4 separate regions of the Homo sapiens genome follow, and regions 1, 3 and 4 are each linked to region 2. The links are chromatin contacts, found by Hi-C in ENCODE. All regions are on one chromosome and are shown on one strand. The core of a region is the stretch at or near the end of the contact, and the rest is flanking DNA. Distances in the headings are between cores, read along the strand shown. Region 1 holds the start of ZNF234 (zinc finger protein 234). Region 2 holds the start of ZNF585A (zinc finger protein 585A). Region 3 holds the start of ZNF224 (zinc finger protein 224). Region 4 holds the start of ZNF226 (zinc finger protein 226).

The links. A loop is a pair of places that touch in the nucleus more often than their neighbours do. Pooled maps may share reads with other maps.
Region 1: a loop to region 2 is called in a pooled map, with 7 times the contacts of the local background. The contact joins the promoter of ZNF234 here to the promoter of ZNF585A in region 2. A Hi-C loop is called at or near these places in 2 of 50 pooled maps.
Region 3: a pooled map shows a loop between it and region 2 (10-fold over the local background). The contact joins the promoter of ZNF224 here to the promoter of ZNF585A in region 2. A Hi-C loop is called at or near these places in 5 of 50 pooled maps.
Region 4: a pooled map shows a loop between it and region 2 (12-fold over the local background). The contact joins the promoter of ZNF226 here to the promoter of ZNF585A in region 2. A Hi-C loop is called at or near these places in 6 of 50 pooled maps.

The regions. Positions count from the first base shown.
Region 1 is chr19:44,139,312-44,144,295 of GRCh38, forward strand. ZNF234 (zinc finger protein 234) reads left to right here and starts at 2,243. Exons shown (of 6, transcript NM_006630.3): 1 at 2,243-2,422; 2 at 3,003-3,056. RefSeq lists enhancers at 2,271-2,670, 2,425-3,015, 2,681-2,730.
Region 2 is chr19:37,169,254-37,174,295 of GRCh38, forward strand. ZNF585A (zinc finger protein 585A) reads right to left here and starts at 3,442. Exons shown (of 5, transcript NM_001288800.2): 1 at 3,374-3,442; 2 at 586-801. The coding sequence starts at 657. RefSeq lists enhancers at 3,343-3,532, 3,374-3,668.
Region 3 is chr19:44,090,650-44,095,821 of GRCh38, forward strand. ZNF224 (zinc finger protein 224) reads left to right here and starts at 3,712. Exons shown (of 6, transcript NM_001321645.3): 1 at 3,712-3,881. RefSeq lists an enhancer at 3,522-3,631.
Region 4 is chr19:44,162,317-44,167,586 of GRCh38, forward strand. It overlaps ZNF226 (zinc finger protein 226), which reads left to right and starts at 2,784. Exons shown (of 6, transcript NM_001032373.2): 1 at 2,784-2,826; 2 at 3,441-3,491. RefSeq lists enhancers at 2,476-2,625, 2,686-2,805.

The DNA.
Region 1 (4,984 bases), core at 993-3,492, 7.0 Mb after region 2:
GACAGTGTCTCGTTCTGTCACCCAGATTGGAGTGCAGTGGCGTGATCTCGGCCTCCCAGGTTCAAGTGATTCTTGTACCTCAGCCTCCTGAGTAGCTGGGATTACAGGCATGTATCACCATGCCACGCCCAGCTGATTTTTTGTATTTTTAGTGGAGACAGTGTTTCACTATGTTGGCCAGGCTGGTCTCAAACTCCTGGCCTCAAGTAATCCGCTGGCCTTGGCATCCCAAAGTACTGGGTTTACAAGCGTGAGCCACTGCGCCTGGCCGAGATGGAGCATCTCAATAAATTTTGTCATTTGGAAGGGCCGACTAGAGCAACAATACAGCTGTAACTAGTATAGAAATAGCAGTCAGTCAATTTTCAAAGAGGGGGATGTGTGGCATTGTGTGGTTAGCATAGTAACCTTGTTTTTATGTAAACACAATTGTGAAAAGGTATTTTTTTAGTTTATAAAATGAATCTAGAATGTGAGACTTCATTTTTTAAAAAACAAAAATATAGATTGATAAGTGTATTAGTCCATTCCCCCATTGCTATAAAGAAATACGTGAGTCTGGGTAATTTATAAAGAGGTTTCATTGGCTCACACAGAGTCCTGCAGCCTGTAAAGGAAACATGGCAGCATCAGCTCAGCTTCTGGGGAGGCCTCAGGAAACTTACAACCATGCTGCAAGGCGACTAGGGAGCCAGCACTTCACATGGCCAGAGTAGGAGGAAAAGAGCGAGGAGTGAGATGCTACACAATTTTAAACAAGCAGATCTCATGAGAACTCTATCAGGAGAACAGCACTAGAGGGATGGTGCTAAACCATTAGAAACCTCCCCGGTGATCCAATCGCCTCCCACCAGGCCCCAACTCCAACACTGGGGATTACATTTCAACATGAGATTTGGGTGGGGACACAGATCTAAACCATATCAATAGGCCAATGTATGTTTATGGGGAGAAAAAAATCTGGTTATCTTTTTTTTTTTTTTTTTTTCCGTGACAGAGTCTTGCTCTGTCGCCCAGGCTGGAGTGCAGTGGCATGATCTCGGCTCACTGCAACCTCTGCCTCTCAGGTTCAAGCGATTCTCCTACCTCAGTCTCCCGAGTAGCTGGAATTACAGGCACGCACCACCATGCCCGGCTAATTTTTGTATTCTTAGTAGATATGGGTTTTCACCATGTTCTCCTGGCTGGTCTCGAACTCTTGACCTCATGGTCCGCCCGCCTTGGCCTTCCCAAAGTGCTGGGATTACAGGCGTGAGCCACCGCACCCAGCCCCTGGTTATCTTGAAGAAAGATTTTAGATGGGTTTTTTTCTGATTTTGCTTTATTCTATTATTTATTTGTATCAACCAATGTAAGCCAGATTCCAAATTGCTAACTATAATGACGATATTTTAACCAAAAAATATAAAGGAAGAAAATAAAATATGTTCCTTCACGTATAGGATCCTCCTTAATGCTACTGCATTAAATAAATCATAGGCATTGGGTGTCTGACATCAATGCCAAGCGCTTCACCAGTTATACTTGCTTTGAAGTATTGGGCAATTTAAGAGCTTCTCTGAAATTTGGTGTTTTTACCTCTTCAGTAGACATAATACCATGAAAAGTGTAAACGAAAGAAGATAGCTTTTCCATGAGGACAGGGCTTCCCCACTGGCCCTCTCAAATGATGATTGTTTTTCCTGCCAAACCAGTGGTACCACAGCGTCTGGAGTAGGGGCTGGCACCTTCTTTGTTCTTCATTGCCTCTCCCAAACCATTGTACTTGCTCACTCTTCCAACTTTTAGTTTTGGCCTCATATTATCAGTTTATAGTAATCAATCATCAATCATCTACTGACCCCTAAAAAGTCATTCCCCATTTAGTCCTTGAAGATTGTATCTCCTCGCTTGTTCTCTTTCCAATAATCCTCCGTAGTCCTGGGAGGCGTTTAGACTTCAGGAATTGCTGTCTATTCAATATTTTCGCTCAAGGACTCAGGCAGAGGGAAGGACGACTCTCAGGGTCACAGTCCACATTCCCTACCAAGCGCTCAGCGATATAGGATTCGTTCCCCATGGGCAGTGCGGGAATCGTAGGCAAGGAGCACCGCGGAGTCCCATCGCTTTTCCCTGAAGGGTGAGATTCTGAACGTTTTTCCCTCAGCATTCTGAGTGTAATCCAAACGCTCAGTGGAGTCGTGGTCCATTTGACCCACGCAGGGGGATCCGGGGAATTCTGGGAAATGTAGTCCCGCCAATCAGTGGAGTCGCGGGCACTTCCGCTCCAGGGAAGAGGGGGCGATTGTCACGGCACATTCCACGGTAGTTTCTTCCAGTTCCGCGACTCGCGGGCCCCTCCTAATGTCAGGGACTTAAGATTGGGGCTCGCTGGGACCTGGTGGTCCGGTTATGGGAAAAGAAGCCTCGTGGGAGAGCAGAGGTTTGGTGGGGCGAGGGCGGCGGCTTTTGTTGTGTCAGCGGAGCCTTCTTGGGCTGGGGCTCCCCTCGTGTCCCGCGGCGGGAGGCGGGGGGCATTGGGACTTGGTTGGGTCGCGTCTCGCCTGGTTTGAGGGTTTCCGGGGCTCTGAGCTCGCCCACTCCGCCTCCCTGCACTCCAGGCGCGCAGTCACTTTTTTACAGTGCAAGGTTGGCGTGTTAATCTCCCTGGGCCTCTCCTTGCTGTTCTTTAAAATGGGGACGTTAGGACCATCTTTGTAGAATCGTTTTGGTAACTGGAATAGGTTACACAACACAAACAGTCCCTGTCACTTGGTGAGTGGTGGTTTCTTGTTACTTTCCCACGAAACCTGTTAGGTCCCCCGGTGGGGTCAGAGCTCCAGCAGCAGGGGCCTCAGCCCTTATCTCTGATCCCTGCAGGACGCTGGACGATCCCGGACGCCTTCTGACCTCTTTTTAGGCAGGCGAGGGTTGCGTCCACTTCCACGAAGGGAGGGGAGCATTTAACTTTTCTCAGGGACAGCGACCCAGTCAGGATGTTTCACAGCTTTCTCCTTCCCCAGCCTGAAAAAGGACTGCGCGGACTGACTTCTTGGCTACTGAAAGCAAAGCTCCACGTGAGTGTGACTTGTCATTTTTCTTTTACAGAGACTGTATCTTTGTAGCATGTGTAATAGGGCATGGGCATTTATAATAATTAAGCCTTAATTGCTAACTTCAATTCTAGGGGATTTATACAATTAGATACGTTTAAGCCGCAACGTGACTCTGTGGAGAGGTACTGGTCATCCAAGTAGTAAGAGGTGAAACTTGGGTTGGAACCTAGGCATTCAGGGTCAGAGCCCGAGTTGATCATCTCTTGGATATATTCTCATTGAGGCAGAGGAACTAGCTGTACTCAGGTGGGGAAAGTAAGTTAGAACTTGATTAAAGGACCTTAAGAGCAAGGCTAATTGCCTTGGAGTTTTCTCAGTTTTTAAAAACTGTCAACTATTTTGTTTCATTTATTACAAATATTTCACATTCTAATAGAACCGTATCACTGTGAAGCATTCAGAAATTACAGAAATACGAAGATACAAAAATTGTAATTACCTATGAAATCAGGATGTAAAGATAGTAATGGTTAAATTTCTAATGCATTTTGTTTTAGTGGTTCCATGTTTATATTACTTATAAATGTTTTACAAAATTTTTATTATACATTTCTCAATGTTTTTCTATTTATCTGCTTATCCATGGAAATTTCCAGATAAAGAGATAATAAACTAGTGACCTGCCATATTCTATCATGCTCATTCTTATTCTTCTCATTATTATTTCTCCTATGACTATTTCCTGATTTTTTAAAAAAACTTTAACACAGTAATTATATAATTTTAAGTCTATAGAAAAGTTGCAAAAATAGTATAAGAGGGCAGGGCATGGTGGGTCATGCCTGAGTCCTGAGTTATGGAACTGAGGCACTCAGGGTCACAGCCCGAGTAATCCCAGCACTTTGGGAGGCCAAGGCCTGTGGATCACTTGAGGCCAGGAGTTTGAGACCCGCCTGGCCAGCATGACAAAAACTCGTCTCTGGCCGGGCGCGGTGGCTCACGCCTGTAATCCCAGCACTTTGGGAGGCCGAGGCGGGCGGATCACGAGGTCAGGAGATCAAGACCATCCTGGCTAACATGGTGAAACCCCGTCTCTACTAAAAATACAAAAAATTAGCCGGGCGTGTTGGCGGGCACCTGTAGTCCCAGCTACTTGGGAGGCTGAGGCAAGAGAATGGTGTTAACCCGGGAGGCGGAGCTTGCAGTGAGCCGAGATTGCGCCATTGCACCCCAGCCTGGGCAACAGCGCAAGACTCTGTCTCAGAAAAAGAAAAAAAAAAAAAAAAGAAAACCCGTCTCTACTAAAGATACAAAAATTAGCCACATGTGGTAGTGCGCGCCTGTAATCCCAGCTACTCTGGTGGCTGAGGCATGAGAATCGCTTGAACCCAGGAGGAGAAGGTTGCAGTGAGCCAAGATTGCACCACTGCTCTCCAGCCTGGGCAACAAGAGCAAAACTCTGTCTCAAATAAATTAAAATAAAATAAAATTAATTTTTATGAGTAGATATACTTGTTAGTGGGCAACATACTGTAAAGACCAGCATCCCCTGTTCCCCTGTTTGCTTATTCATTCATTCAAAAGTAAATATTCTATCAATATGGACTCAGAACGCAGTCTTGTTAAATTAAATGACATGTAGATTAATAATTTTTTTCCAACTTTATTGAGGTGTATTTTATGTATCAGAATTCACCCATTTCAAGTGTACAATTCAGTAATCTTTAGGAACTTTGCTGAGTGTAGTAATCATCATCATCATTTAGTTTAGATCATTTTCATCCCCCAATTGGACTCCTCTTGCCCATTTACAGTTAATCCCCATTCTTATCCTAAATCCCCATCAACAAGTAACCTACTTTCTTTATAAACATTTGTCTGTTCTGAACGTTTCATATACATGAAATCATACAATCTGTGGTTTGGTGTGCCTGGCTTCTTTCACTCAG
Region 2 (5,042 bases), core at 2,192-4,691:
AAATAAATTACAGTTATTAAAAATTAAAACGTTGAATTAAAATGTTGATAGTGGTAACGAGAAACTCAAAAGAAGGGCTGGAAGGCAAATGTGACAAAGCTTCCTGAAAAAGAGAGCAGCAAAGAAATAGAAAACAGTAGAGGGAAAAAAATGGAGAACCAATATCCGAAAAACAGAAATGTAAAAAAAAAAAAAAAAGAAAGAAAGAAAATATTTGTGTTTGAGGAGGCAGTTTAGGAAGAAACAAGAGAAATACTTTGAAAATCCCACAGAAAAGTGACTTCTAACCAGGAAAATCTATCCACAGCCCAAAGATCAATGTAGTGTGATGACAAAATAAACAACAGTTTTTCTTAATAGTCCACCTCTCCACTGTCGCACAGATGGCCTCCAGAGACGAAGACATTACCCACATGTTGCTCATTCTCAACAGGAAGATCAAGATTTGTTTCAGGAGCAGCAGGTCTAGAGTCCAGCTGCTTCCTGTGGCCCAGCTCCCTCCCTCAGTCATGAGGTTCTAGTGACAGACCAGAGATACCTAGTCCTGGATTGAATTCCCACCCCCCTGGGACTCCTCCTTCTCACCTCATAGGAGCTGCCATGATCCTCTGGAGCCAGGGCTGAGGATTTCTGAGGTGAGGTCCAATTAGCTGGCATGGCCACACTGGGTCTCAACCCTTTTTCTGTAGGGTGTCTGAAGCTTGGCAGTCATCTGTGAACTCAAGCAGAGCTGCTCTGAAGAGATGGGCTGGAGTCTAGAGGAAAATCTGGCCCAGGGGCTCCCCAGAGACACCCAGAAACCTGGAAAGACAATGTTCCCATAGTCAGTCATTTCACATTCAACACATAAGCACTTCCTGGATATATCAAGGTGCAGGTCCCTGAGCTAGAAACCAAAGCAGTGGTTCTCAAATGGGTATGCATTCAAGTTACCTGGAGGACCTGTTAAATGAAACACAGTTAAAAATTCTCAGCCTACTCCACAGTTTCTGATTCAGTAGGTCTAAAGTAGAACCCAAAAAGTTTCGTTTCTAACTGGTGCCCAGGAAACGCTGATGCTGTCAGTACAGGGACCACACTTTGAGAACCAGCGCTGAGGAGAACATAAAATTTAACAAAATCTGTGATAGGTATTAGTTACGGTGAAATATGGGAAAAGTCATGAGAGATGGAGTAATGTTACTGCAGATTTGAACTGCAGCTCTGACACTTTTCACCTATGAGAACAGAAGTTTCTTCACTTTCTTTTGAGACGGAGTCTCGCTCTGTCGCCAGGCTGGAGTGCAGTGGTGCGATCTCGGCTCACTGCAAGCTCTGCCTCCCAGGTTCAAGCAATTCTCCTGCCTCAGCCTCCCAAGTAGCTGGGATTACAGGCATGCGCCACCATGTCCAGCTAATTTTTGGTAAAGACGAGGTTTCACCATGTTGGCCAGGATGGTCTGGATCTCCTGACCTCCTGATCCGCTCGCCTCTGCCTCCCAAAGTGCTGGGATTACAGGCGTGAGCCACTGCGCCCAGCCATTTCTTCACTTTTAATTTCAGAAATGAGGATGAAAATGCTTATCTCAAAGTTACAAAAATTAAATGAGATAATACTTGTAAAGTACTCAACACCTCCCAGGCACACAAAAATCATACAATACATATCAGCGATTACCATGCATTATCAGATATTAAAACAATATAAAAACAATGTAATAAAAACAAGTAAAACAATAAATATACCAGACAATATTGATCTATATATGTGATAAAAGTGGTATTCAAATGAGTGTGCATAAGACATTCATTGCATAAATGGCAGTGATATAATGCAGTGATATAACTGGCTGGCCACCTGGAAAAAAACAAACTAGATCTCCATCACACACTATTCAGTAGGCAAATGCCAGCAGGACTGATCACTTAATTATGTGTATTTGTTAAATCACAAAGACTATTAAAATAAATTTTAGAAGTATACATGTGTATAACACTGTGGTGGGCTGGGAGGGATCTTATTACACGTGAGAGGAAACACAGACTCTGTAACAGAAAAATCAGATACTTTTGATTAGATGATATTTCCTAACTTTATGTTAAAATATACCACAAAAAAAAGTAGGACAAAAGATATGAAAATTCACAGAAAAGGAAACAAATGGCAATTAACCAAATAAGATGCCAACTTTAGTAACTGGAAAATGCATTGGAGCAATTAGATATAATTTTCCCTCAAAATTTTAAAAACTTTTAAAATGCAACAATATCCACTGCTGGAAAAGCATCTGGGAAAATGAGTTATTTTATAAATTGTTGGTATAAGCTTGAATTGTTATATTTTGAGCTACTTAGTCATATCTATAAAGTATTAAAAATGCACATATGCCGGGCGCAGTGGCTCACGCCTGTAATCCCAGCACTCTGGGAGGCGGAGGCAGGTAGATCACCTGAGGTCAGGAGTTTGAGACCAGCCTGGCCAACATGGTGAATCCCCGTCTCTACTAAAAAATACAAAAAATTAGCTGGGCGTGGTGGCGGGTGCCTCTAATCCCAGCTACTCTGGAGGCTGAGGCAGGAGAATCCGTTGAACCCACTAGGCAGAGGTTGCAGTGAGCTGAGATCGCGCCACTGCACTCCAACTTGGGTGACAGAGCGAGACTCCATCTCAAAAAAAAAAAAAGTGCACATAGTTATTCCTAATAATTTCACATATATAAAGCAGAAAAAGAAGGACAAATGGACAAATAACCTTTCCAGAGTTGAGTACTTTACCTTCCTCTGTAATTAAGCAGACAAAATAATCTGTGAGGAGACAGATATATTTTTTGAATATATGCTTAATTAATATCTATAACAATACAATTAGAGAACATAGTACACTGTTTCTATGTAATAGATGTGACATTCATGAAAACTGACCACGAACTAGGTCATAAAGCAATTTTTCAATTTGACCATTAAACAGACATTACTTTAAAAAGGAACTTCTAAATAACTCATGGATCAAAGAAAAAACCACTTAGATTTGAACAATTTTTAATACAAAGATTCACCAAAACTTGAGAATTTTTATATTAAAGAAGACTGAAAATTAAAAAGCTGAACTTTCAACTCAGGTTAGAAAGCAAGCTGATTACAGTCCTCACCGATCACCATAACTGACCCTACAGGCTCTGTCACTGACCACAGACTCCCATCACTGACCCCCAAACCTCAATCACTCATCCCAAAGAGCTCCATCAATGACCTGAGAAATCCGTCACAATCAACAACGGACGCCACAGAACCCCATCACCGAAGCCTGAAACCGCAATCACTAACTCCACAGGCAACCTCGACACCCCCTATTACTGGCTCCACAGAAACCCCAATCGTGATCAACCAAAATCACCTCAAAGATTTATCGGTATTGGAATATGAAAATACTCCTGACACCAGCGGCAAAAAAGCCTTGGAAGACCACTTCCACTTCCGGTCCGACTTCTAGCACCTCCCCTTTGTAGGCTGTTGATATGGCGCATGCTCTGAATAAACTTGGAAGCCAGTTTCCTCGAACAGTCAACAGGGCGCAGACACAGCGCACAGGTTCCGTAATGTGGCGCTGTCCGGCAGAGAACATGGCCGCGCCCTTATGGTGTTTATTCGCGTGGGCCGCCATTTTGAAAGCATATCCATTCCGTAGAGCAGAGGAATTGGCCGCTGGCAGGGTTTCCTAGAGCGAGGCAGGTATAGTTACATAGGATGCTGGAGTGTGACCCTTGTCTGACTAGGCTTCTATTTCGGAGGAGAAAGTTACTGGAAATGTGGGTCTGGTGCTGTATGTTATATTTAGAAAAGCTAAGTTACCTTTCTGAATACAGGACACTGAGGATAATAATTACCAGGGAATAGAGGAGCCAGGGAAAAATCACCAAGTGAAGGGGATCCTGGGAGAAACCACAGGCAGATGATAGGAGGAATCAGGATAGTACAGTCCATTTTTTACAGACGCCATTCAGGGAAAAGGTGGAAAGGTCACTAGGGGAGTCATCTCTTGAGTGAAACCACCCTGAAAGTCTGAGAGACATCTGAATGAGTAGTAGGCTGCAGGAAGAGTGGTACAACTTTTAATGGGAGAAACCGCCTTGGGAAATAGGGTAGAAGTCCAATAGTATTAATACAATCCTCTCCTGGGAGATACCACCAGAGGAGGGAGGAGAAGTCCGGGCGTCCCCTTCTGAAGGGCTGGGTCGGGTGGGAAGGTGAATAGAGATTTGAATCACCCATTACCCTCCACACTAAATACCTCAAGTGCAACTATAGTAGGCAGCAATAATAACAACACTAATAGTCTTTAGTATGGCCAACGTGTTACTAAAAGCACCTAAAGAAGACTGTTTTTATTTACCTTGAAGTTAAAATATAATTAATAACAATCGCCTTACCATGTCAATGAAGCTTTAAGTGCAGTCTCTGACCCTTAGCTTCTCCTCTGTGGAAATTCTGAAACCTCCTTACTCCCCTTTTTGGAGGGTGTGGATGAGGAGTTGTAAAGATACAATTCCTTTCACTTGGTGAACTCCTAAACATGATTCACAGCTCAGCTTCTGACAGGAAGTTCTACCTGAACAGTGGTGGGAAATTACTACCCAATGTGTTCAGTTCCAGCAGGTGGGAAACTTGTTTTCAGGGAATTGAACCTACACTCTGATGTGGGCATGCTGGATGCCTTCAGGCCAGTTATGTCTGTCTCTGGGACTCGGCTTAAAAATATGTTTAGAGAATTAGACTCTGCTGATCTCAGGTTTTCTTTCTTCTCCGAAAGGACGGTCTAAGGAAACATCTGTGGAAGTCCGTTAGTAAACACACAATTTCTACCAAGGGGCTAAGAATTACTGTTGATTTTGTCAGTAATGCAGCTCTGTTAAAAAGAAGATGACTTAACTTTTAGGGATTCGTGTGGAAATATTTATGGGTGGAATAATATTAGCTTTAAAAACTCCACTGAGAAAAAAAAAACTCCACTGAGAAGGGGTATATGGTATTGCAAAAGAAAATGTTGATAAATGTTAAAGCAGAGT
Region 3 (5,172 bases), core at 2,462-4,961, 6.9 Mb after region 2:
GGGGAGAATGAACATTTTTGCTATATTGAGTCCCACGATCCTCAAACATGGAATGTGTCTCCATTCATTTAATATTGTTGGATTTTCTTCATCAGTGTGTTGTAATTTTCATCTTACAACCCTTGTACATCTTTTGTCAAACTTCCATCTAGGTATGAACTTTGATTTCCGTGTGTTCATTGCTAGTATAATATATATAAATTAATTTTGGTATCCTGATCATGTATCCTATGATCATGCTGAATTCGCTTATTGTCTAGGCATTCATGGATTGGAAGACTTCACATTTTTGTGATGACAGTACTACCCAAACCAATCTACAGTTTTACTGCAATCACTATCAAAATCCAAACAGCCTTTTTTTTTTTTGCAGAAATCAATTCATAAATTCATATGTAATTGTAATGGAGGCAAATAGACAAAATCTTTCTTTTTTAAAGGAACATGATGGATGGCTCCCACTTCATTTCGAAACTTACTACCAAGCTATAGTAATGGAATAGAATTTAGAGTCCATAAAGAAACTCATACATCTAAAGTCACTTGATTTTCAAGAAGGATCCAAGATTGCTTAATGGAGAAAGCATAGTCTCTTCAGCAAATAATGCTGGGCAAATATATATACATATGCAACATAATGAAGTTAGATCCGCACTTCACACTATACTTAAAAATTAACTCAAAATGATCAATGACCTAAATATAAGAGGTTAAGCTATACAACTCTTAGAATAAAACATAAAGGTTAATCTTCAAGACTTTTTATTTGGAATGGATTCTTAGATAAGACACCATATGCACAAGCTAAAAAAACCCCACATAAATTGGACTAGAGCAAAAAAAAAAATGCTATGCATACAGAGACATTGTCAAGAGCATGAATTCTTCTAGTATCAGAATATATAAAGAACTCTTAGACCAGGTGAGGTGGCTCTCACCTATAATCCCAGCACTTTGGAAGGCTGAGATGGGTGGATCACTTGAGCCCAGGAGTTTGAGGCCTGCCTGGGCAACATGGCGAAAACCATGTCTCTACAAGAAACAAACAAACAAACAAAAAACAACAACAAAAAACAAAGGTAGCCAGGCATAGTGACCCATGCCTGTGGTCCCAGCTACTCAGGAGGCTGAGGCAGAAGGATTGTTTGAGCCTGGGAGGTCAAGGCTGCAGTGGGGCGTGATGTACCATTGCACTCCAGCCTGGGCAACAAAGAGAGACTCTGTTTCTTAAAAAGAAAAGAAAGAAAGAACTCTTACAACTCAATAACAAGAGGAGAAACCACCCAATTTTCTAATGGGCAAAGATACAAATAGAAATTTCAGATATACAAGTTACCAACAATTATGTGAAAAGATGCTCAACTATTAGTCATTAGGAAAATGCAAATCAAACCAATAATGAGATGCCATTTTACAACAGCTATGTTAGCTATCATCTTTAAAAATAGAAAATAGCCGATGTGGTGGCAGGCACCTGCAGTCCCAGCTACTTGGGAGGCTGAAGTAGGAGGATCGCTTGAGCCCAGGAGTTTTGAGGTGTAGTGAGCTATGCCCACTGGGTGTCCACACTAAGTCGACATCAACATGGTGATCTCCCAGGAGCAGAGGACTACCAGGTTGCCTCAGGAGAGGTAAACTGGCCCAGGGTGGAAACACAGCAGGTCAGAACTCCCATGCTGATCAGTAGTGAGATGTTGTCTGTGAATAGCCACTGCAATTCTGCCTGCACAACGCAGGGAGACCCCGTTTTCAATTTATACACACACACATATACATATACATATATATTTTATACATACATATATACAAAATAAGTATTGGAGAGGATGTGGAGAAATTACTACCCTCACACACTGAAGGTGGGAATGTAAAAATGGTGCAGTTGCTGTGGAAAATTGTTTCGTGGTTCCCAACATAGAATTACCATATGAATCACTAAATTTCATATCTAGGTATATACCCCAAAGAATTGAAAGTAGGTGATGAAACAAATACTTGTACACCACTGTTTGTAGCAACACTATTGACTACAGCCAAAAGGTGGAAAGAACCCAAATGTCCCTCAATCAATGAATGGATAAACAAATTGTGGCGCAAGCCTGTAATCCCAGCACTTTGGGAGGCTGAGGTGGGCGGATCACCTGAGGTAAGGAGTTCGAGACCAGCCTGACTAACCTGGTGAAACCCTGTCTCTACTAAATACAAAAAAATTAGCTGGGTGTGGTGGCGCATGGCTGTAATGCCAGCTACTTGGGAGGCTGAGGCAGAAGAATCGTTTTAACCCAGGAGGCGGGGGTTGCAGTGAGCTGAGATCGTGCCATTGCACTCCAGCCTGGGCATCAAGAGGGAAACCCCACCTCAAAACAAAACAAGACAAAGCAAACAAAAAAAACAAATCGTAGTAGAAACATAAAATATTATGAAGTACTGGTACATGCTGTGATGTGGATGAACTTTAAAAGCAGTATGCTGGCAGGGCGCGGTGGCTCACGCCTGTAATCCCAGCACTTTGGGAGGCCGAGGCGGGAGGATCACGAGGTCAAGAGATCGAGACCATCCTGGCTAACACGGTGAAACCCCGTCTCTACTAAAAATACAGAAAAATTAGCCAGGCGTGGTGGCACGCGCCTGTAGTCCCAGCTACTCGGGAGGCTGAGACAGGAGAATCGCTTGAACCCGGGAGGCGGAGGTTGCAGTGAGCTAAGATCGTGCCACTGCACTCCAGCCTGGCACTTTTTTTGAGATTCCGTCTCAAAAAAAAAAAAAAGAAGCAGGATGCTAAGTGAAAGGTGTCAGAAACAAAAGGTTCCATAATGTATAATTCCATTTATATGAAATGTCCACAATAGGTAATTCAATAGGACAGAGATTAGTGTTAGACAGTGACTGCTTAGTGGGTATGGGGTTTTTGGGGTGATGAAAATGTTTCCTAACTTTTTATTTGTACTACATATATCCTAAAATGGTGAATTTCACGTTTTGTGCATTACACCTCAATAGAGATGTTTTAAATAATAAAATACATTAAAATGTTTTGCATAGATAAAACAATAAAAAAAAACGTTTTTGTTGAGAAAATATTTGCGAGATAAAATGTTAATATCATGAATATAAGAACAGTGCTTGAAAAGTGAGGGATAAAACCAAAAACTCAATAAGAAAGTGGGCAAAACATCTGGACAATTTACAAAAAATGTAATAATGACACCTGAAAATATGCAAGAATATGCCATCTTTACAAGAGTTATAAATTAAAACTACATGCCATTTCTTACCACTGGCAAAACTTATTTGAAGAGTGTATCATCTCGCTTGTTCCCTTTCCAGTAACACTCCTGTCCTCACTAGAGGGGTTTAGACTTCAGGAATTCCTTTCTATACGGTATTTTCTCTTAGGCACCCAGGGAGAGGGAAGGACGACTCTCAGGGTAGAAGTCCACATTTCCCAACAGGCGCTCGGGGGTACGAGATTCGTTCCCCGTGGGAAGAGTGGTCAAGGGCTTCCCAGTAGTCGTCAACACTTCCCTTTGAGTGTAATGCTGCAGGAGTACAGTCCAGACCCTCAGTGGAATCGCGGTCGGTTTAGCTCCGGCAGTTGGGTCCCAGGGAATTCTGGGAAGTGTAGTCCAGACGCTCAGTGGAGTCGCGGTCAGTTTGGCTCCGGCTGGCGGGTCCCGGGGAATTCTGGGAAGTGGAGTCCAAACATTCGGTGGAGTCGCGGACACTTCCGCTCGGGGACTGAGGTTGCTGCAGTTTTTCCGCGATAGTTTGGGGCAGTTCCGCGCGTTGCAGGCCCTTCTGAATTTCCTGGACCTACGCATTGGATCCTCAAAGAACTGGTGATCGAATTAGGGGAAAAGGGGCCTCGTCGGAGAGTAGAGGTTTGGAGGGGCAAGGGCCGCTGTTTGCGTTCTCGTCCGTGGCACCTTCTTGGGCTTGGGTCTGTCCTCGCTTCCCGGGGGCATTGGTACTTGGTTGGGTCGCGTCTCACCTGGTTTCAGGGTTTCCGGGGCTCTGAGCTCGCCCACTCCGCCCCCTGCACCCCACGCGCGTGGCCACTTCTTCTCGATATAACGTTGGGGTGTTAATCTCCTTGGGTTTCCCGTTACTGTTCTTTAAAATGGGGACTTTAGGGCCATCCTAATGGAATCGTTTTGGGAACTGGAAGAGGTAACACAAATGAGAGCCTTAAAGCAGTCCCTGTCACTTGGTGACTGGTGGTCTCTTGTTAATTTCCCACGAAGGACCGGGTGGGGTCAGAGCTCCAGCTGCAGGGGCCTCGGCCCTTCTCCCTGATCCCTGCAGGACGCTGGATGATCCCGGAAGCCTTCTGACCTCTTTTTAGGAGAGCGAGGGTTGCGTCCACTTTCATGAAGGGAAAGGAGCATTTAACTTTTATGGGGGACGGCGACGCGGTCAAGGTGTTTCACAGCTTTCTCGTTCCCCAACCCGACCTTTCCAGAAGAGCTGCAGGGAGGGACTTCTTGGCTTCTGAGGGCAAAGCTCTACGTGAGTGGTCCTTGGCTCTTTGACCGAGATGCTCACCCCAACCGAGAGTGTATAGGTTGTGTCCTCGGGCATGGGGGTCGATAATAATTAAGTCTTAATTAGTAACTTCATTCTAAGGGCTTTATACAAATAAATTTACGCCACACCGTGGCTCTGTGGAGAAGTATTGCTTTTTTCTATTTTAAAAACGAAAGTGAGACACAGAGCGCATAGGCACCCGACTAGTGAGAGGTGGAGCTGGGGTTGGAACCTAAGCAGTCTGGGTCAGAGCCTGATTTGATCTTCTCTTGGGATACGTTGTCACTGAGGCAGAGGAACTAGTTGGACTTAGGTGGGGAAAGCAAGACTTAGGGGCTTGAAATTTTCTGAGTTTCTAAAAATGTTGTCAACTATTTTGTTTCAATCATTACAAATATTTTGTATTCTTATAGAACCATGTCATTGTACAGCATTCTATTTTTCTTTATTAAGAACAAAATGGGCCTGGCGCGGTGGCTTACGCCTGTAATCCCAGCACTTTGGGAGGTCCAGGCGGGCGGATCACGAGGTCAGGAGTTCGAGACCAGCCTGGCCAACATGGTGAAACCGCATCTCTACTAAAAAATAATTACAAAAATTAGCTGGGCGTGGTGGTGGGCGCCTGTAATCCCATCTACTCGGGAG
Region 4 (5,270 bases), core at 1,534-4,033, 7.0 Mb after region 2:
TTGTGAACTGCTGGATTAAAGGGCTTTACTCAATAAATTATATCTAACTGGGGAGACTTTTTTCCACTATTGATTTTCTTCAGTATACCTTCACTGGATGCTTGCTACTCATTAAGGTCCATGCTACCTCAATGTGCATGGTATGCTGGGGATTGATAATACCACCTTCACATTCTTGTAATTCACTAGGAGGACTCAAGACACCCTATGTTATCATAGTCACTATGATTTATTGTAGTAAAAGATACCAAGTCAGTTGAGCAAAGGGAAAATGTGCATGGGATGAAGTCCAGAAGAAATCAGGTACAGGCTTCCAATAATCCACTCCCTGTAGAATCATTCATGATGTACTGTTTTTTCAGCATTGAAACATGTGAAATGTCTACCCAGTAAGCTCAATGGAGACTTAGTGCCCTAGGCACTACGTTGTGTTTTGTTTTGGAACTGGTCACATAGGCCAGCTTGGGCCAAAATTCTAGATTCCCAGAAGGAATTCAGCATAAATCACATTATACAAATAGCCGGGGCATGGTGAGCCACTCTCATCAGAGAATTGTGGAAATCCTCCTGAAATTCAAGTTCCCAGATACCAGTCAAGGGCTAACCTTATATCTTGCGCTGCTATAACAGAATACCACAGATTAGGTAATTTATAAACAATATAAATTTATCTGTCATAGTGCTTGAGGCTGGGAAGTCCAAGGTCAAGATGCTGGCAGGTTTAACATCTGGTGAGGGCTGCTGCTGTCTGCTTCCAATATGGCATCCAGTTGCTGCATCCTCTGGAGGAGACAGATGCTATGTCCTCATATGGTGGAAGTGATGAAAAAGCAAGAAGGGATTAAGTTTTAACAAGGGAACACCATCAAACTATAGCATGTTGCAAGCAGGCCTTTTAAGTACAACAGTCTCAGGCCTATGTTAACTCTTTTCTGAACAAAGGGCTTCAGAAATCCAGTACCTATATTCTTTTCTTTCTTTTTCTTTCTTTGTATCACCAGATACCACATTAGGTCATCTTCCTTCAAGGTAATTTGTAACCAAAACCAGTAGACTAAACCAAATAATTTCTTGCCCCTCTGCCCCATAACTGATAAGACTGTAGGTACAGTCTACATCTACCCTCCTCATGACCAGAGTTTTCAGGTTAGTCACAAGACAGCTGTAGAAGCTGGGAGCTATCTGGCTTTGTTTTTGGTTGGTTGTTGTTTGTTCACAGTCAAGAGGAGAGAACTGTTTCATTTGTAATATTGTATAGTTCATGTCTCCCAAAATGCATGGCTACTCTAACTCCCATTCACACACAAGATTAATTCCTTAGCTCTTACCTAGTATGCCCAGCCCTTGTGGGATCATTCAGTTTTTTCATCTGTGGGCCTAACTTGCCTGTTCATCTTTGGCCGTTGGGATTTCCCTGTCTTAGCTTTGAGTTTAGCTACATTTTAACGCTTTAGGGGATATTGTCACATAACATTTTTCTATCTTTGAAAAGATCCACAATATTATGTAATGATTACCACTATCTAATCCTAGAACTCTTTCATCTGCTCCCAAAAGAAATCCCCTACATGAGCTGGGTGTGGTGGTGCATGCCTGTAGTCTCAACTACCCAGGGGGCTGAGGCGGGAGGATCACTTGAGCCCAAGAATTTAAGGCTGCAGTGTGCTATGATCATGCCTGTGAATAGCCACTGTACTCCATTCTGGGAAACATAACAAGACGCTGTCTCTAAAAAAGTAAGAAAAAAAAAACCCTACATATTGACAGTCACTCCCCATTCCCAACTACATCTCCCCAGCCTTGGAGACAACTAATTTACTTTCTGTCTCTATGGACTTGCCTATTCTGCACATTTGATATAAATGGAATCATACCATATATGGTATCTTGTGTCTGGCTTCTTTCATTGGACATAATGTCTTCAGAGTTCATCTATGTTATAACATGAATCAATATTTTGTTCATTCACATTACTAAATAATATTGCATTATATGGCTAGACCACATTTTGTTTATCCACTCATCAGCTGATGGACATTGGGTCTTCTCCACTTTTTGACTATTATGACTAATGCTGCTATGAACTTTTTTAGAACAAGTTTTTGTGTGGATATCTTTCAGTTCTCCTGGGTATTTACTTAGGAGTGAAATTGCTGGCACATAAGCCCCAGATCGGGTGCCAGCAGATTCAGTGTCTGGTGAGGTCCCGCTTTCTAAGTCATACATGGTCCTTCTGGCTGTGTCCTCACATAACTAAAGAGGCAAAGGAGCTCCCTCAGGCCACTTATAAGAGAGCATTAATCCTATTCATGAGGGCATTGCCCTCTTGATCTGATCACGTCCCATAGGTTCCACCTCCTAATATCTTCTTGGGAGTTAGGATTTAAACATACGAATTTGGTGGGGGCCATAAACACTCAGACCATAATAATACCTAAAGAGAAGTGAGGGATTCTGGGAAATGAAAACCAGGAGCTCAAGGTAGTTGGACACTTCCACATCAGAAGGCTTGGACATTCCGGAAGTGTAGTCCAGGAGGGCGGTACTGTTCTGTTTTTCCCCCAACTCCAGCATTCTGTGATATGTAGTCCGGAGTTCCGTGTAGTCGCGCATAGCTCAGCTGCAGTAAGGCTGTAAATGTTTCCCCTGCGGAATCCTGGGAACTGTAGGTCCAATCGTTCTAGGTAGTTGTAGGCACTTCCGGCTCGAGGAAGGCAGTGCTGTGGAATTCTGGGAAGCGTAGTCCAGGTCCTCCTGATACTCGCAGGCACTTCCGCCCAGGAAGACGACGTAGCAGCCATCTTTTCCCTGGCTTTGGTGATTCAGGTCAGCTTCTCAGGAACCTTTCAAACTTCCCCGAAATGCACTTGTGGTCAGCAGCTAGCGGTCTTTTGTTTGGGGAAAAAAAGGAGTAGCGGCTAAGAGCGGAGGTTTGAGGGGCCAGGATGCTGTTTTGCGTTTCCCTGGGCGGAGCTTGTTAGAATTGGGGGCGTACTGGCTTCGGGCGGCTGGGGTGATGCTTCGTCGGGTTTGAAGGTCTCTCGGGCTGTTCGCTCCCTCATTGTGACTCCCCCACCTAATGAGCCAGCCCTACCACTTCATACAGTATCACATTGAGCGAGTTAGTTAATCCCCGTGCCTTCGTTTGCTGTTCTGAAGGAAAATAAAAGCAAAAACTTCCTAATAGAATGTTTTGAGAGAAAACGAGGTAATACAAAAAGTGTAAAACTGCCTGGCACGTGAATTACCAATACTACTGTAATTTTCCTAGAAACTCCCGTTCTGTGGCGAAATTCTGTGAGTCCATGAAGCTGGATTGTCCCTGACCTCTTTTGAGGAAGGAGAGGGTTGCTTCTAACTGGTCCTGGGAGATGCCACTGTGATGTATCCGGGATGAAGACACAATCCTGGTTACTTCATAGCCTGTTTTTCTTCCCCAGCCCTGACTTCTCAAAAAGCACTGCACAGAGGAGGAGGCAGCAGAACCCCATGTGAGTAAGACTTGTTGTTATTCTTGTTTTATTCACATAAATCAGAGAATGTGTGGGGTCATGTATTTGGGCATGAGAAGTGATTATAATTTAGCGTTAGTTGCTAAGTTCCATTCTAAGGGGTTTATACAAATGAACACCTTTCCACTATACAGTGGCTCTGTGAAGTGATACTCTTTTTCCGAGGAGACTGAGACATAAGAACATAACTTGTTTGCTCATAGCCACCTAGCTAGTAGGAGGCAGAGCTAGCATTGAAACCGAGGCAGTCTGAGTCTAGACCTGAGTCTTCTTTGGTATGTTCTGCATGAGCCATAGGCAGCTGGCTAGTATCATGTGAAAATAGGTTGGGACTTCACTGTGGGGACTTTGCTCAAGGTCTGGGCTATTCTATGACTTTTAAAAAATAGTGGCTGGGCACAGTGGCTGACGCCTGTAATCCCAGCACTTTGGGAGTCTGAGGCGGGCAGATCACTTGAGGCCAGGAGTTTGAGACCAGTCTGGCCAACATGGCGAAACCCCATCTCTACTAAAAATACAAAAATTAGCCAGGCGTGGTGGCCAACACCTGTAATCCCAGGAGTTTGGGAAGCTGGGGCAGGAGAATCGCTTGAACCCAGGAGGCGAGGCTGCAGTAAGCTGAGATCACACCGGTGCACTCCAGCCTCGGCAACTGAGCAAGACTCTGTCTCAAAAAAAGAAAAGAGTTTTTAAAAATAGTTTTCTCAATTATTAGTTTTATTTGTTTCAAATAATATAGAGGTAACACATAATCATGGAAAACACAGAAATACATTTAAAAAATGTAAATTCCCCATGACCTTAGGGTATAAAGATAACAACTATAGTTTAGTGCCTTTCTGTCAAGTTTTTCTTGTATATATTTCTGTTTATTAGGGGCTGTTTTGGGAGAGGGACTGAGTACAGTGCAACACTACTCAAACTGTGGTTCACAAAGCAGCAACATTGGCATCACCCAGGTAGAAAGGCTCATTCTTGAGCCCTACCGAAGGCCTTCTGATTTAGCATTTTTGCAGATAGGACCCAGAAATCTGCATTTCAACAAGATCCCAAGGTGAGCGAGATGCATGTTAAAGTTTGAGAAGCTCAGGAAAAGGTCTTATCTGGAAACTCAGGACTAGAAAACTGACCCTGCCAGATGTCACAGATAAAACTGAGCTGGCCATACTAGAACCCTACTCAGTCCAGTGATTTTTCTTTCCCACTAAATATTAACTGTCAAGTTTCTTTGCAAAAACCATGACATGAGTAGAAGGCAGCTGTCAAGTCTAGAGTCAAAATGGAGAAACTCAGAGTCCTGAAGATCTATTTCTCCCAGGCTTTGGGGAGTAGATTCCTTCCCATCTTTTGTACTGGAGGCCTTCTGCCTGAAGTGGGAAGATCAGCTACCTATTTATTGTTAATTAACGTTAGATATTATTGCCATAGTTGTCATCATCTCGTCATCGTTATTATTCTGATTAATGACTTTCCTAATTTCTTTAACTTTTTTTTTTTTTTTTTTTTTGAGGCAGAGTTTCACTTTTGTTGCCCAGGCTGGAGTGCAATGGCGTGATCTCGGCTCACTGCAACCTCCGCCTCCCAGGTTCAAAAGATTCTCCTGCCTCAACCTCCCAAACATCTGAGATTACAGGCACCCGCCACCACACCGGCTAATTTTTTTGTATTTTTAGTAGCGATGGGGTTCCACCATGTTTGCCAGGCTGGTCTCGAACTCCTGACCTCAGGTGATCCACCCACCTCGGCCTCCCAAAGTGT